Linked DNA regions of Homo sapiens: regions 1, 2 and 3 are each linked to region 4. A link is a contact called in ENCODE Hi-C or POLR2A ChIA-PET data. All regions are on one chromosome and are shown on one strand. The core of a region is the stretch at or near the end of the contact, and the rest is flanking DNA. Distances in the headings are between cores, read along the strand shown.

What was found. Hi-C counts contacts between places; a loop is a spot of excess contacts on that map. ChIA-PET counts read pairs that join two places held with the same protein, here RNA polymerase II (POLR2A). Pooled maps may share reads with other maps.
Region 1: a map of endothelial cell of umbilical vein shows a loop between it and region 4 (1.8-fold over the local background). The contact joins the promoter of KCNAB1-AS1 here to the enhancer-like site in region 4. A Hi-C loop is called at or near these places in 2 of 168 maps with a recorded cell type or tissue (aorta and endothelial cell of umbilical vein) and 1 of 50 pooled maps. POLR2A ChIA-PET finds 5 or more read pairs at or near these places in 1 of 52 experiments (Panc1).
Region 2: a loop to region 4 is called in a map of endothelial cell of umbilical vein, with 3 times the contacts of the local background. The contact joins two enhancer-like sites. A Hi-C loop is called at or near these places in 4 of 168 maps with a recorded cell type or tissue (ascending aorta, dorsolateral prefrontal cortex, endothelial cell of umbilical vein and 1 more) and 1 of 50 pooled maps.
Region 3: a loop to region 4 is called in a map of ascending aorta, with 2.3 times the contacts of the local background. The contact joins two enhancer-like sites. A Hi-C loop is called at or near these places in 3 of 168 maps with a recorded cell type or tissue (Calu3, ascending aorta and esophagus muscularis mucosa). POLR2A ChIA-PET finds 5 or more read pairs at or near these places in 3 of 52 experiments (AG04450, GM10248 and HEK293).

Annotation. Positions count from the first base shown.
Region 1 is chr3:156,445,644-156,449,145 of GRCh38, reverse strand. It overlaps KCNAB1-AS1 (KCNAB1 antisense RNA 1), which reads left to right and starts at 2,210. Exons shown (of 3, transcript NR_046618.2): 1 at 2,210-2,361; 2 at 3,050-3,112. The region is part of intron 2 of KCNAB1 (potassium voltage-gated channel subfamily A regulatory beta subunit 1); the gene reads right to left. It overlaps LOC124906298 (a long non-coding RNA gene), which reads left to right. Exons shown (of 5, transcript XR_007096140.1): 5 at 1-51.
Region 2 is chr3:156,487,916-156,491,437 of GRCh38, reverse strand. The region is part of intron 8 of KCNAB1 (potassium voltage-gated channel subfamily A regulatory beta subunit 1); the gene reads right to left. Among named protein-coding and RNA genes, the nearest start is that of KCNAB1-AS1, 43 kb to the right of the region's middle. Within about 2 kb of position 1,922, at least 2 of the 41 ENCODE cell types and tissues checked have a DNase peak (open chromatin) inside an H3K27ac peak, as active enhancers do; they include endothelial cell of umbilical vein, where a contact is called at or near this core.
Region 3 is chr3:156,149,236-156,152,889 of GRCh38, reverse strand. The region is part of intron 1 of KCNAB1 (potassium voltage-gated channel subfamily A regulatory beta subunit 1); the gene reads right to left. Among named protein-coding and RNA genes, the nearest start is that of KCNAB1, 30 kb to the right of the region's middle. Within about 2 kb of position 2,214, at least 8 of the 41 ENCODE cell types and tissues checked have a DNase peak (open chromatin) inside an H3K27ac peak, as active enhancers do.
Region 4 is chr3:156,302,730-156,306,054 of GRCh38, reverse strand. The region is part of intron 1 of KCNAB1 (potassium voltage-gated channel subfamily A regulatory beta subunit 1); the gene reads right to left. Among named protein-coding and RNA genes, the nearest start is that of KCNAB1-AS2, 77 kb to the right of the region's middle. Within about 2 kb of position 1,399, at least 3 of the 41 ENCODE cell types and tissues checked have a DNase peak (open chromatin) inside an H3K27ac peak, as active enhancers do; they include endothelial cell of umbilical vein, where a contact is called at or near this core.

The DNA.
Region 1 (3,502 bases), core at 961-3,460, 140 kb before region 4:
ATTATTACATACCTATTCCATAATTTAATAAGAATAAAGTGTTTGCTTCCATTTCTTGGAGTTTGTCATTCTTATATTCAGCTTATTTTGTTCATGATGACTACCTCCCTGGCCCTTCGACACTTGCTACTCATTTGTTTTCTACCTACTTGTTTATAGAGTTTATATCTTTTACTAGAGAGTAAGCTGTCTGAGGGCTACACTTTTATTTCATTCGTCTTTGCATCTCCACAGCCCTAGAATAGAAGTGGGTTCTTAGTACATGGTCAGTAAGTGTTGGTTAAATTGAATTACATTGCCTTGTTGACTGTTATTAATCTTTAAAATTTTGGGATAATTTCCTACCAAACAAACATCTTTATTATGACTTATAGAAAAATGAATATTTCCTACCAAACAAACATCTTTATTATGACTTATAGAAAAATGAATAATGCTTATCAATAATCTTTAGTTCTTCTAGTCTCTAGATGATTGAAATGTTTCTCCCTATCCCTGGGTACCCACCCAGCTATGCCCCTTTGTGGAAAAAGGCCAAGGGAAAGTCTTTCTCCTTGGCTGAAATGCCTCCAGCAAGCAGATGGGTAAGTGGCCCAGTGTAGGTGGGGTCCACTTTCTACTCCTGAGGAGGAGTTGCCTCTCACAGACAGGACACATCCCCTCCTGCTGGAGAGGAACGGGGCAACAGCCTTCTAGACAGAAGAACTCTGTTTCTATGATTTTATTTTCCACTGTGCTCCACTCCAGAAGAACTAAGGTGACTTGTTAGTTAATATGATTCTCAAAAACCCTCTGTGACAGTTTTCTTAACCATTTTTCTCCCTCTAATGAGAACATGCTTTCCTGAGACCTAGAATGGCATACAATTATTTCACTGTGTAATCTCAAATTAGTGGGATGTTATTTACAAGATGATTTTACTAAACTGACAATTGTTATTTCTAACCTTTTAAAAGAAGGGAGAGTATAAAGATAACTCTTTGAACTATTTTGTGTCTTCTGATTAAACCCCTTTATGGACCAAGGAATATTTGCTTTGAAAACCTGTGTTAGGTTCCTTGGAGTAAATCTACCATAGCACAGAAAAATGATGGATGAAAGGTAAAAAGAAGAAAACTGCCCACCACACACATCTATCTTGGTTACCTCATTATCGTTTGGTGATTATCAGGGTAATTACTTCTTGCGTACTCATTCAAAAAACATGTTTACCATTTAAATGACTGCCTTGCTTGGAGTATAAAGGATATTTAGACATTTAGATGAGATCATTTTAATATCTTACATCACCATAGTGCAATTATCAAAACCAGGGAATTAACATGGGTACAGTACTAATACAATAGATCTTTTTGGAATTTCATTGTCTTTTTTTCTCTTCCAGGATCTTAAGCAGCATCCAACATTGCATTTAATTGTATGTTTTCTTAATCCACTCCAATATGTGACACTTCCTCAGTCTTTCCCTGTCTTTCATGATGTAGACACTTTTAAAAGTACTCATCAAGTATTCTGTAGAATGTCCCTTAATTTGGGTCTAAATCATCTTAAGGTTATAAAATTCTATAGTGCAGGTTGGTCTCCCTATGGTTTGAATATATTATTATAGCTATCAAGAAGAGAATATGTAAATGCAATTATAATATTAATATTTATTATGCCACAGTTAACATTTCCTCACTTTTTCATTCAACAAGTATTTATTGAGTCTACCGTGTGCCAGGTGTTGTACTTAGTTTATTGGGATGCAACAGTGAACAAAACTGGTAATTATTTCTCCCATCGTGAAACAGATATATGGGTAAAGAAAAAGGAATAACAAAAATAAGTTAAATATATAGTGTTTATAAATGTTAATTTTACAAATAAATAAAATGTAAAATAAAATACATAATGTTGACTGATGAATGTTAGAGAATCAATTTTATAAAGCAGGGATAGAGTATATGAAATGTCTAGGAATCAGTATTGAAATTTTAGATAGGGTGGCCAGATAAGATTCACTAAGAAAGGAGCTTTCAAGAAAAGACCTAAAGAAAGTGAAGGGGCTCACCAGGCGCTTATCTGGAGGGAGAGTGTTCCAGTTGCAGGGAGCAGTGAGGTAGGGGCTTGCTCAACATGAGCAAGGACAAGGAGGAAGCCAGTGTGGCCAGAGAAGAGAAGGTGAGGTTCATGGGGGCCAGATCATGTCATGTCAATCATAGGAAGGACCTAGGAAAGGCTAGTGAATAATTTTGAATACAGAAGTGACACAATCTGACTTTCTTTTAAAAGGAACACTCTGCTATTGTGCTAAGGATAGACTGCAGAGGCGAGGCTGAAACATGGGGGACCAGTTAGGAGGCTGTTCCCATAATCCAGGTGAGACATGACAGTGGTTTGGTCCAAGGTGGTGGTAGTGAGGATGGCGAGGAGTGGTTGAATTTTGGATAAATTTTGAAGGGGAAGCAATAGTATTTACTGGTGTAAAAGGATGTGTAGGGTGTGAGAGAAGGTGAAACCTCTAGGAGAACACCAAGGTCAGAGTATGGGGAGAATGGAGAGCCAATTCAACACATTTCAATATAGATTTAATGATTTTAAGTTTGGTAAACAGAGCACATGTGAACTGCAGCTTAATATAGTCAAGACTGACCAAATGTAGTCATAATTGAGAGACATTTCATCTATTTTGAGGTGTTAATCTGTTACGTCACTAAAGAATTTAAGATAAGAGGTTCAAACCCTAGGTCACATTGAAATTAAGCAATACACCAGGTAAAATTAACATGTTCAATGTCTCAGTTGTATAGTATAACCCCCAAAGAGGAGTGGAACTGGAGGTGGGAGCATCCCTCTAAATTGCGTATCCAGCAAGAAATAGGTGTAAGCCCAAAACTAGAGTTGATGTGGAGGAGGGAGCCCTAAGCTGTTGGCCACCACCTGAGATCCTTAAGCTCCAGGTCATTACCCTGGTGAGCATGTTCTCCTTTGAGCTATGGGCTGAGCCTTCCACTGAAAATCTAAACCTTCCCCATGCCTTTATGTCCAAATTCTACTTATTTTTCAGGACCCAGAACTCCAGCTTCAGAGTCCAGTGCTGCTAAGCCATAGTTTCTTAGCACTTCCCCTGGTGAGTTAAAGTATGTCTTGCTACATCATTAGAATTTTTTAGGTTCTCTTGCATTAACTCTGTGACTCTGAGAAACCTCCAATCTCTTGATTTCTTGTTTCCTTATGCACAAAATTAGGAACCTTGAGCTTCCTTCATCTCTATTATTTCATGATTCTATGGTTTCTTTGAAAGGAGAAGAAGTCATTCCATTTACTCTTCTCCTACCATTTTGAACTAACTGCTATTACCATATTGACCACACTATATTGTAACCGCATAGTTTATTTTTGGCTGTGACTTCCTCATTAGACTGCAACTATCCTGAGATCAGGGACTAAGTTTAAGTTTAATTTAAATTTTAAATTTTAGCCATTGCACTGGAGCCTGGCACAGGGTAAGTGAGTAATA
Region 2 (3,522 bases), core at 673-3,172, 180 kb before region 4:
AGTTTGATTTGGAGCTACAGCCGAGCTCCAAATATCTCTCAGTACAGTTTTCCACATGGTCAAGCTGATAAGAAACTCAGTTCCTTTTTGTTTTCCTGGCAACATTTCTTCTAGAGCCCTCCATCGTCCTGCTGCAGTCTCTGCTGGTCACTTTCTGTGCCTGCTGCATGGCTGTCCTCTTGGCGTTTTCCTTCCCATTATCTGGAAAATTCTTCTCCTCCCTTTAATGAATTGGATCCCATGGCTTCCACTTTGTGGCTTTATCTTTATGTGTTGGTGGAACATATTTTCCAGCAGCTTGTGGAGAAATTGTGTTTGAGAGACAGGAAAGTCAAAATGACATTACTTCTTCACCCTTGGTTTGTAGTTTGCCCATCATCTTTTTGCTTAGAATTTTGAAGGCCTGCTTCATGGTGTTTTGGTTCCCCATGTTGCTGTTGAGAATCCAGCAATCTTTTTTCTGGATCCTTCATGTGTGTATTCAATTAAATCTCTGAAATGTATTAGGATGCTTTTCTTTCTCTTTTCAGTTGTGAAATCTCATGATAATGTTTCTTTGCGTCAATCTCTATTCACTGTATTGGGTACTGAGTGGGCACTTTCCATCTGGAGACTTGTGTTCTTCCGATCTGGAAATTTTCTTGTATTGCTTTGCGATAACTCCCCCTCCTCCATTTTATCTGTTCTCTCTCAAGATATCCTTCAGTTGAAAAGATGTTGGACTCGTGGACAGAACCTTATTTTCTTATCTTTTCTCTCCTATTGTCCATTCCTTTTTCTCTTTTACTTTCTGGAATATTTTCTCAACTTTAATGTCCAGCATTCTAATTGACTTTAAAAAATTAGCCATTGTATTTTAAATATGTAAAATCTTTTTCTAGTTCTATGTTGTTCTTGCTCTTTTCCATCTCGTTTCTGTTCTATTGATGTAGTACCTTCTCTTATATCACCAAGTATATTATAGTTTCTTTGAACATTTCTGTATCTCTCTGCATTACTCTGTTTTCTTTTTTCTATTTATTTGAGCTTCTTTTCCTGTTAGAGACTTTCTTTGAATGTCAGATGATCCTTGGGTTTCAGTTCACATTTAAGAATAAAGCACTAAAATTGTGCTTGAACGGTGTTTGTCCACTAGTGCCATTCATGCTGTAATTTTCAATAGGGTTTTCTTCCACAACAATGTCAATATCTGTTAGAATTTTTCCTGGGACAGTTAATTGTCTCCTAGGAGATACTCTGTCTTCTGCATGGGGAGGGTGTGACCTGGCTGCTGGTGACCTGGACATGGGTGAGAGAAGGGGTCTGGGGTCTCAAGTCTCATAGTCTTTTTATTTGCAGCCTGGCTCCACCTTGCTCTGTGCCTGATATCTCTCAGCTTAGAGCCTGTCAACTCAATGTCTCCAGTTAATAAAACTCCTCTTCCTTCATTGGAGGAGAAAGGCAGGACACTGACTGCAGACCTGGGGACATGAGCTTTAGTAGCTCTGTATCCTCTTTTAAAGAACTACCTTGTTCCTGGTCCCTGCCTCACCCCCATCTTCCGTGACATTGGATTCTCTAATAGATGAACCATCCTGAGGTTGTGTGGTACATGTTAAGTTGTTACTCATCTGCAGGCACTTAAAAAAAATCTTTCCTCAGTTCTGCTAAGTCATTTATAATCCTCATCCCTTTTCCATTTTCATACATATTGGTCTAGGTTTTCAGTTCACTGACACTTTCATGAGAAATGAAGTTTCTATTTCTGTTTCTTTGTCTCTGTGTTGTGTATTGGGTAGCTTTTTATTTTTTAAAAGGAAAGGGTAGAAGCATTTTTACTTTGTCCTGCTAATTCCAGATGTTTCCTTACTTTTTTCCAAATTAGGAAACTGTGAGTCAGAGGCTAAGTGGCTTTTACTCACCCACTCCCTTCTTACTTCACCAGAACTCTCTTGTCAATGTTGTTAAAGATTTCCACATTGTTAACACCAATAGACAATGTTCAGTCTTCATCTTACTTGACCTATCAGTAACATTTGATATAGCTGATCCCGTCTTCATCTTACTTGACCTATCGGTAACATTTGATATAGTTGATCCCTTCTTCCTCTTTGATGTGATTTCTTTATTTCTTTCTTGAACATTACACGCTTCTCCCCATCCTCTCAACCTCCTAACACTGGAGAGTCCCAGAGCTCAGTCCTCAGTCCTTTCTTTCTATATCTTCTTTTTTTTCTGCTTTTACTACTTGTGTGATTTCATCAATTCTCAAGGGTTGAAATACCATTCGCATGCAGACAGCTCCCAAATTTATGCCTTCATCCCAAGATGGAGTTTCAGCTTTGGTGTCTAACTCCCTACTCAGCATCTTCACTTGGCCACCTAATAAACATTTCAAACTCAAGATGACTAAACTCAAACCCCTGAGCTTCCCCACAGCTGGTTCCATATCAGCTATGAATCCCATATCAACTGATGGCAACTCCATCCTTTTGGTGACTCAGGCCTAAAACCTTGGAGTCATTCTTCACTCTTTTCTTTCAGTCACGCTCATATCTAATTCACCAGGAACTTCCGTTGCCTCTAACTTCATTATTTATCCAAACTGAACCACATTACAGTCCACGGCTAGTGCCCTCATCTGCACCCTATTCTCTCATCTAGATTGCTATAACCATTTTTTAACATATCTCCCTGCTCCTACATTTGCCCCTATAATGTATTCTCAATCCAAGGAGGGAATGCTTAGGACTCTGGAGTTGGCTATTGAGAAGGCTGCCCCTATAACGTATTCTCAATCCAAGGAGGAGGTATCCTTTTGAAATGTAAGTCAAGTCACGTCACTTTTTTGTCAAAAATTCAGAGAGCCCAAAGATCTGGCCTCACTTATTTCTCTAAACTCGTCTCCTTCTACCTTCCCCCTTCCTTACTCTGCTGCAGCCACATCTATGTCCTTGACGTTCCTCAAACATGACAGAAGGCTCCCATCTCAGGGCCTTTGCACTGTTTCTACAGCCAGAAGTAGTCTCCTTATCTCTCTTATGGCTATTCACCTGACTTCTTCAAGTCCTTGCTCAAACCCTACCTTCTCAATGGCCAACTCCAACTTCCTAAGCATTCCCATTCTAATTTCCCTGCTTTAGTTTTTCTTTTTTTTTTTTTTATAGCACCCATCAACATCTAATATTCTATACAATTTAACTTTTTGTTATATTATTGTTTCTTATCTCTCCTGCCAGAAAGAATGTGCCCAACAGGGGCTGGGATCTTTGTCTATGTTGTTCTCTAATAAATCCTATGTATGCTGTGGTATACAGTAGACACTCAATAAATATTAGTTGGATATGAATAAATGCACAAGGCCAGGTTTTGCACCTGAGTGTTTATACTATGTCATGTTCTTCTGTGGGTCATCTGAGTACTATATGGTGACATTTAAAATGCATTACGTAGGGTTTTTGAGACAGGGTCTTGCAACATTTGATCTCTGCTCAGGAAGAGAGTAGGGATGAGAGAAACAAAATTTCATTCTTTCCTCTTACC
Region 3 (3,654 bases), core at 965-3,464, 150 kb after region 4:
AGAGTTAACCTTTTGGGAAGTTACGTATAAAGGTGCCCATCTTATACAATGGTCATCTCTGGAAGTAATCATAGCTCTGTTTTGAAACCGTAACTAGCTTCTAGAGGCATGTATTGTCACTATGCACTGAGTTATAGAGTGCCGTAAAATTCCAAAAGCAGGGTGAATCACTGACCTGTTACAAACCCTTCAAATGCTAAACGGAGAGCTTGGATACTTAATGAGCTGCACATTTTACACCCACACTCTACAATTGTCAGAGCTTCTATCTCATCTGCCTTAGCAAATTAAGAGGAATATCATGAAGGAGAAAATGACAGAAGACAATTGGGTCAAAATCCATTGTCTAAAAATGTTCCATCTAGCCCATTGAGAACCTGCATCTTTCTGAAAGCTCCCACCCCTCCCACAGTGGGTTCACCAGAAGCTAAGGCCAGAATCCATACTCCCGTCACTCTGAATCCAGCTGGTATCAGGCCTCTCCTTCGGCTGCCACTTCAGCCTCTTGGGATGGTTTCCTAACCCAGCTCATTTATGGGCACCTGACTTAGGGGCTAGACAATCCTGAGGTAACCGTGTCTGTGGTCCATCAGTGCTCAGAGGGCCTTACCCCTCTTAACGCCTGGTGACTCCCTTTTAACACACCTACCACTAACACCCACCCTCAGGGGATGTGCTGAGCACAGGGACACAGGGGACCGGATTTATGTAGGCTAATAAGGTCAGCAGGCCTATGAGATCCCTCAGCTTTGGGCCTAAAGTTCCAGAAGAAAACGTGGTAACCCTCGCTGGGTAGCTGTGGGAGACACAGTCGTTGTCAGGGACACGGTAACAATATCCAGGAGACCTTCCTGCAGGCATAACAATTGTGTGGCACCACAGCGCCACCTCCCAACCCAAGGCGGACTTGCAATTAGTCATAGTCTTTCCTTTGACCTCCTTCCTATACTAAAATTAATTTCTCCTGAACTGTTCCAGATTGAAGGAGACCTAAAAGATATGACAACAAAATATTGCCATCCAATACTGATCCTGTACAACTGGAGTAAAAAAATGCCACAAAGAGCATTATTGTGTCAGCTGACAAAATTAGAATACAATGGTAGATTAAAATATCATATTTATGTAAATTTTACCAAAGTTGTTAATTGTATTGGGGATAAGAAAATATCATAACTATTAAGAGATACTGAGGACTAAAAAGCCATGATGTGTGCAACTTAGTTTTAAAAAGCTTGGAAAAATAAATGGAGAGGTGGGTTGTAAGGAGTGAGCATGTGAGAGCATGAACAAAAGTTAAAGCAAATGGGGCAAAATGTTAACAATATGTTAAGGAATAAATAGCCCAGATGTGTTCTTTATATTATTTTAGCAACTTTTCCTTATGTTTGAAATTATTTTCAGATAAAAATTTTAAAATAGTTCTGGCCTTAAGTACTAGACAGTTTGTCTAAAAATAACCTGTACTCCCATCATTAGGGATTCATTTCTTTGGATGATATATTTTGCAGACACTCTATTAAAAAGCATCTATATTTTAAAACTTAGGGAGAATTAGTTGGTAACTAGATAAGGAGAGGAAGAGGAATCACTGGATGGGAGGCACTCGCTCTAAGTGTGGAGAGGTGACACGTGATATGTGAAAACAAACAGTGGGTACAGAGGAGGGCCATCTCCTAACTTGGTGATGAGCCAGGCCCACAAGACCATGGTTCTGAGAGCATTGACAGGCTTTGATATGGCCTTCTCCCGTGCAGTCCAGATAGCACACACGTTCCAGTCTGCTCCATCTTAACTGTGTAACAAGGTGCCTGCACCTGAGGTGGGGCTGACACCAACAGAATATTCTCTGAAAGATGGTAGGGGATGAGATGTCTACTTTTCCTTTCTTCACCAGCCATGCCCAGAGGTCTGTGGTGTAGCTCAGAACCCCCTACGCTAGAAAACTCCCAGACATAGAAAATTTGCTCTATAAAATATCTAACTGGGTTAGGTTATAATAACATAGGCTTGCCATGGAATCTAGGCTTCTCAGAACCTTAGGAATATGCTGGTCTTACCTTTTTAATTTTTTTCTCACTATATAAAATTTCCCATTGTCATAATCAAGGTAAATACATAGATTCAAATTTAAGTTCGAGTCTAGGACTGTCTGAATAAAGTTTTCTGCTAGCAGCGTTTCAGGCAACAGAAGAGCTTCCTTTTCTTTATGAAATAGCACATCCCAGTGGCACTCAAAGGCACTGCAGGGAAATTCAGGAATTGTTTTTCTCTTGGGTGAAAACATCTTTGGCCTACAGTTACTCCTCGGTCATGAAAATCAGATTTCAAAATGCTCACTTTTTTTCAGACGAAACCGCTGTCAACAACTTGTATATAAGAAAGCACGGATCCCTGTAACCCAGTATTGTTCTCAAGCCCTGAATTTCCAGTATTTTCGTCATGCTGCATAAACAAAGCAACTTTTATCCTGGAAAACCCCAAGTGGAAATTTCAAAACAGATTGAATATCTGCCCCTCTCAACAATATTTCAAACCCAAGCAGCACTCGTCTCTCACTCTTGCTTAAATTCTAAGCATTTTCTATCTAAACTGACACTTTGAAAACATACTTATTTTAGAATTTCTATTCCATTCAATAGGAAATAACACGTTCTGTTTGTTTTGAATAAGCCCCTTTCACTACGCCTCCACAGCCCTTCACCAGCAGCCTATTCAGGTTTCAAGTAATCACATACGTCCTGAGCCTGAGCCATCTTGGTGTCATCTACTTTCCTCCAGAAATATTGATGCAAGGAGAAAAACAGCTAGAGAGCTCACAGCAAATAAGCACAGGCCCAGAGACTTACCAAATTAGGTCATCTAAAATAAATCATGTGGACATTTTTTAATACAACCCCCTGCATGAGTAGCATTTTTCTAGGCTATTGATTTTCACAGTCACAGCTCTAGCTATTAATACTTTTCAAGCAGGTCTGAGTGTGCCAAGTGTCTCATGAAAAGGGCAGGTCACAAGAACACATGATGAAAGGGTGTTTTTGGTGGGGTTTGGAGGGTCCTGGGAGGATGAAAGTAAGTGCAATTTAGGAACAAATGTAATTTTCAACTTCCACATATGTCAACCCTGTAATACTATGAAAAGGAGAAAGGGCAAGAGGGATAGTCTTTCCTGGGTATCCACTATATGCCTCTTTGAGAGGATGGCGTTACCCTTTGAAGTAGGGTTTTTCAGCTTCATTTTGTAGATAAGGAAGCAGGGGATGAGAGGAGGGAGGGAAGAGCTTGTCTTTAAATCCTTCTGCTAGAACATCATGTTTGCACTGTGACAGAACCCACAGAGAGGGGTTCAGGTGAAAAATTGTTCCTACTTATCTCTGGAGTCTTTGTTTAATGATCAATGAAAACTCTCATTTATGCCTTCAAATTCTCTGCCCTGACATCTCTGAGAAAAGCTGGTAGCTAAGTGAGGTTTCTCTCTAGTTTTCCTTCCCCTTTTTTTCAATTCCATCCCTCCTGCTTCTATGATAGTCCGTAGTAATGTACCATGCTCGGATACTCGAGCTTTTCTGTTGATCTAGCCTGGAAGCTTCCTTCCTGTTTTCTCTTATTTTAGGTCAGGCTTGGACTATGTCCGGTTTCCTTCTTGGTCTACCA
Region 4 (3,325 bases), core at 150-2,649:
CTGTTCACTACTTTAAGGAATACAGTTTCACAAGCCATGTTGCTTCCATTGCCCCCTCTTTGTAAAGGATCAAGTGATAAGTTCAGGAATCGCTACCTTATGCTGACCCACATTCTTAGCAGACCAACAAAAACAAAGACTCAAGCAGTCCCTGCACAATTGTCTCCCAAGGACCCCACACACAGCTCCACTTTCTCTTTTGCAACTACCCAGACAATGACCAGGAAATGTTTCTTGAGGACATGTGTGCTCTTTAGTGTCTAAATAGTAGGATGAATTGTCACAAGCATCCTTGACTCCTGTCTCTGTTGTTTTTAGGTTTCTTTTCTTTTGTAACCTATGCAAATTTGAGAGCCACCTTAAATTCTTTTCTGGAACAAGGCTGGGTGTAAGTAGATATAACAGAAACTGTGTACAACTATTAGTTTCCAGTCATTATGGCAGAATAATTTGGGGGACACCAAGGATAGGTCAGGCTATTCAGTAACCAAGGTCAAGAACAGATAGGATTCCTATTTCCAAAGGAAAGAAGCCCATCGTGAATGTGAAGAGGACAAGTCTCATAGAGAATTAAGCCTGCACTGGAAAGCAAAAGGGTTGTATTGTAATGCAATCCCACAGAAGACTTTGAAGCTTATGAAAACTGGATCACTCATGCATCCATTCATCCATCCTGCAATCCTTTATTGATCACCTACAACATACCAAGCCACCGTGCTAGGACTGGGGATGATTAAAACAGGAATATTTTGAAGCCATGCACATACAAAGCTAAATAACAAGACCTATTGCAAAGATATCATATGTTCACAGAACTTAATTTTTTTCTTGTCTATTTGTCCCATTCTATGCTAATACTGATATTAATGACAATTTTAATGGATAGTAATTGGTACTTCAGGTATATGGTCGCTTGCAATTATGAAAACAATCCTGAAACTCTTGAAAAAGATTACCAAGTCCATCTTACAGATACTGGTAGTAAAGACAAAGTGAAGTAAACTGATACTCGAGTCCCTTTAGCTAGTATGCCATGCTTCCACCGAGCCATTCACCCCTATGACCTCATGTATGTGTGTGCACCTTAGCGCACATCACACACACATTCACATACTCGATATAAATTATGGACTAAACATGTAGGATAAATACTTGCCATAAAAATCATCTTCAAAGTATCTCTTACTTCTTTAAGCTTGATATTAATTTACCTATTAACACCTGATGATGCTTTTATTCCTCCCTTGAGGCAGATTTCTAATAGCTTGAACTGCCAAAAACAAAAAACCGCAATGGCTGCTGAACCTTCCGTTAGCCTCTGGATTCTGGCATCAGTCCTGAACTCTTTAGTGCATGTTCTTTGTACCACCACACTGCTCCAGTCCTGCCTCTGCCCTGGTTTTCTCAGCAGAGTAATTATGGGGGACATTCCACTGCCACATGCCAACAAGGGAAATTAAAACCTTGTTCAGAAATGTCATTTGCCAATATTACATTCCTTTTAATCCTGAGTCACTATTAGTATAAACATACGCTGGTCAGTATAACAGGAAGTAGGCCAGAAGCTGTCTGAACTTAGAATTGATATCAAAAGTCCAATAATTTAGACTACATAATATACCATTAAGTTCTGTTTATGTTGTGCCTCAGTTGCGGTAACTTAAAATGGGCATAACATCGCTTGCTTCCCCCTTCAGAGTTTTTCTCAAGGATAAAATAATAGTAGTTAAACTATTCATTCCCTTAGTTTGGATGTTGACATGAGGTAATCAGCATAAAGAATGATTTTACTGGCAAAGAATGTTATTCAGACATTCTGATAATTAGCATTTGTCTTTTGTCAAACCCTGTCCCCAAAGTATTTCTATCTCAAAATAAGTAGAGACTGTGCTAATATCCTTAACATGAATACTAACAAGCAAAATGATAAACTAACATTTTACGAATGTTCTATTTCTAAAATTAATCATTATTAAAGTAAGGCCAAATACTTTCTCAGTGATATTGTCGTGTGATAGTACTGCCTTGCTGCTAAGAAATGAAATTGAAAAACACTAACCTCATCACATTTGCTTCATTAATGATCATCAATGACTTGTAATCAGGCAGAATCCATCTGCAGAATAAATATGCAGACTTCGATTTGCTTATTTTTCTTTTCTACTGTCAACATGAACCAACATTTTCATTGTTGTATTTGCATTAGGCCCAAGCAAAATGTCTTTTCTAAGTCAGAATACAGACCCTGGTGATAGTAATTTGGAAGACAGCAAAGTAGGTCAGGCTCTTCCCCTTACTATCCTCAGTGTAGTACTAGAGGGGCTTGATGTGCACTGTTGACTCTAAATACACTGCCCTATCTATATAAAGATGATGCCACCTAGCTGAAAGTGCATGGGGAGTTACCTAGCCCTGTGAGGGGTTCTAGAGCAATATCCTCCTATCCCTATTTTAGAATGACTTCCTCCATTATTGCATTCTAACCCATGCTTTGCTTCCCAGACTATAGGTCAGGGTGGTAGCAGAGTTCACAATCAGCAAGGTCCCCCAGGAGCCATTTCCTCATTTCCATCTTACTCAAGCATTGTGTCTCTTACAGCCTCCAGGAAACAATATCTGGCCACAAGAGACTAAATTATAGGCAAAGGTTGAGTTTTAACTCTTGAGTCTCCTGATTTCTGAATTTCCAGAAAACTCTTTTCCTAACTCACTTTGATTTGTAACCACTAATATTTCTCCCCAGATATAATGCAATCTGGTACTTTTGCTTGCATGCCAAGAGAGAGTATATAGACTTAAATGATTTGAAATCAAGAGTATAACCTTCAAAGCCCAGTATTCTAGGCAGTGATAAGAGAGCTGTAGGTCTTTGGAAAGAACTGGGGAACACCCAGGCTTTTCTATTGGCATGTGAGACAGAACTTCACAGAGGGGAAACTACATCAGATTTAAAACATTTGAAAATGTGTGTCATAATAAACTCCTTCTTTTCTCCTCCACAACACTGCTATGACAATGTGAACAAAGCAGGGACAGCGTGAGTTTTATGGAAGGGTTAAGGTCTATTCTGTGATGTGAACAGAGCCTCCCAGATGCACTGGGAATGCGCTGCTTCATCTCCCATGATCCCAAGTGCTAGAAAGAAGTTCTATTCCCATATCTCACTGATTACAGTCATGAAATTTGGAGGTAGATATATTTTTAAGTCATGAGCATTTTAATTACAGCTTGGTCTTTGTGGCTGTCCATTGATTTTCAATTAATGTTGACCCCTTAATTTAGTTTGTACTTAGGTCTTGGTAGCAAAAAAAGAAAAAAGAGATAC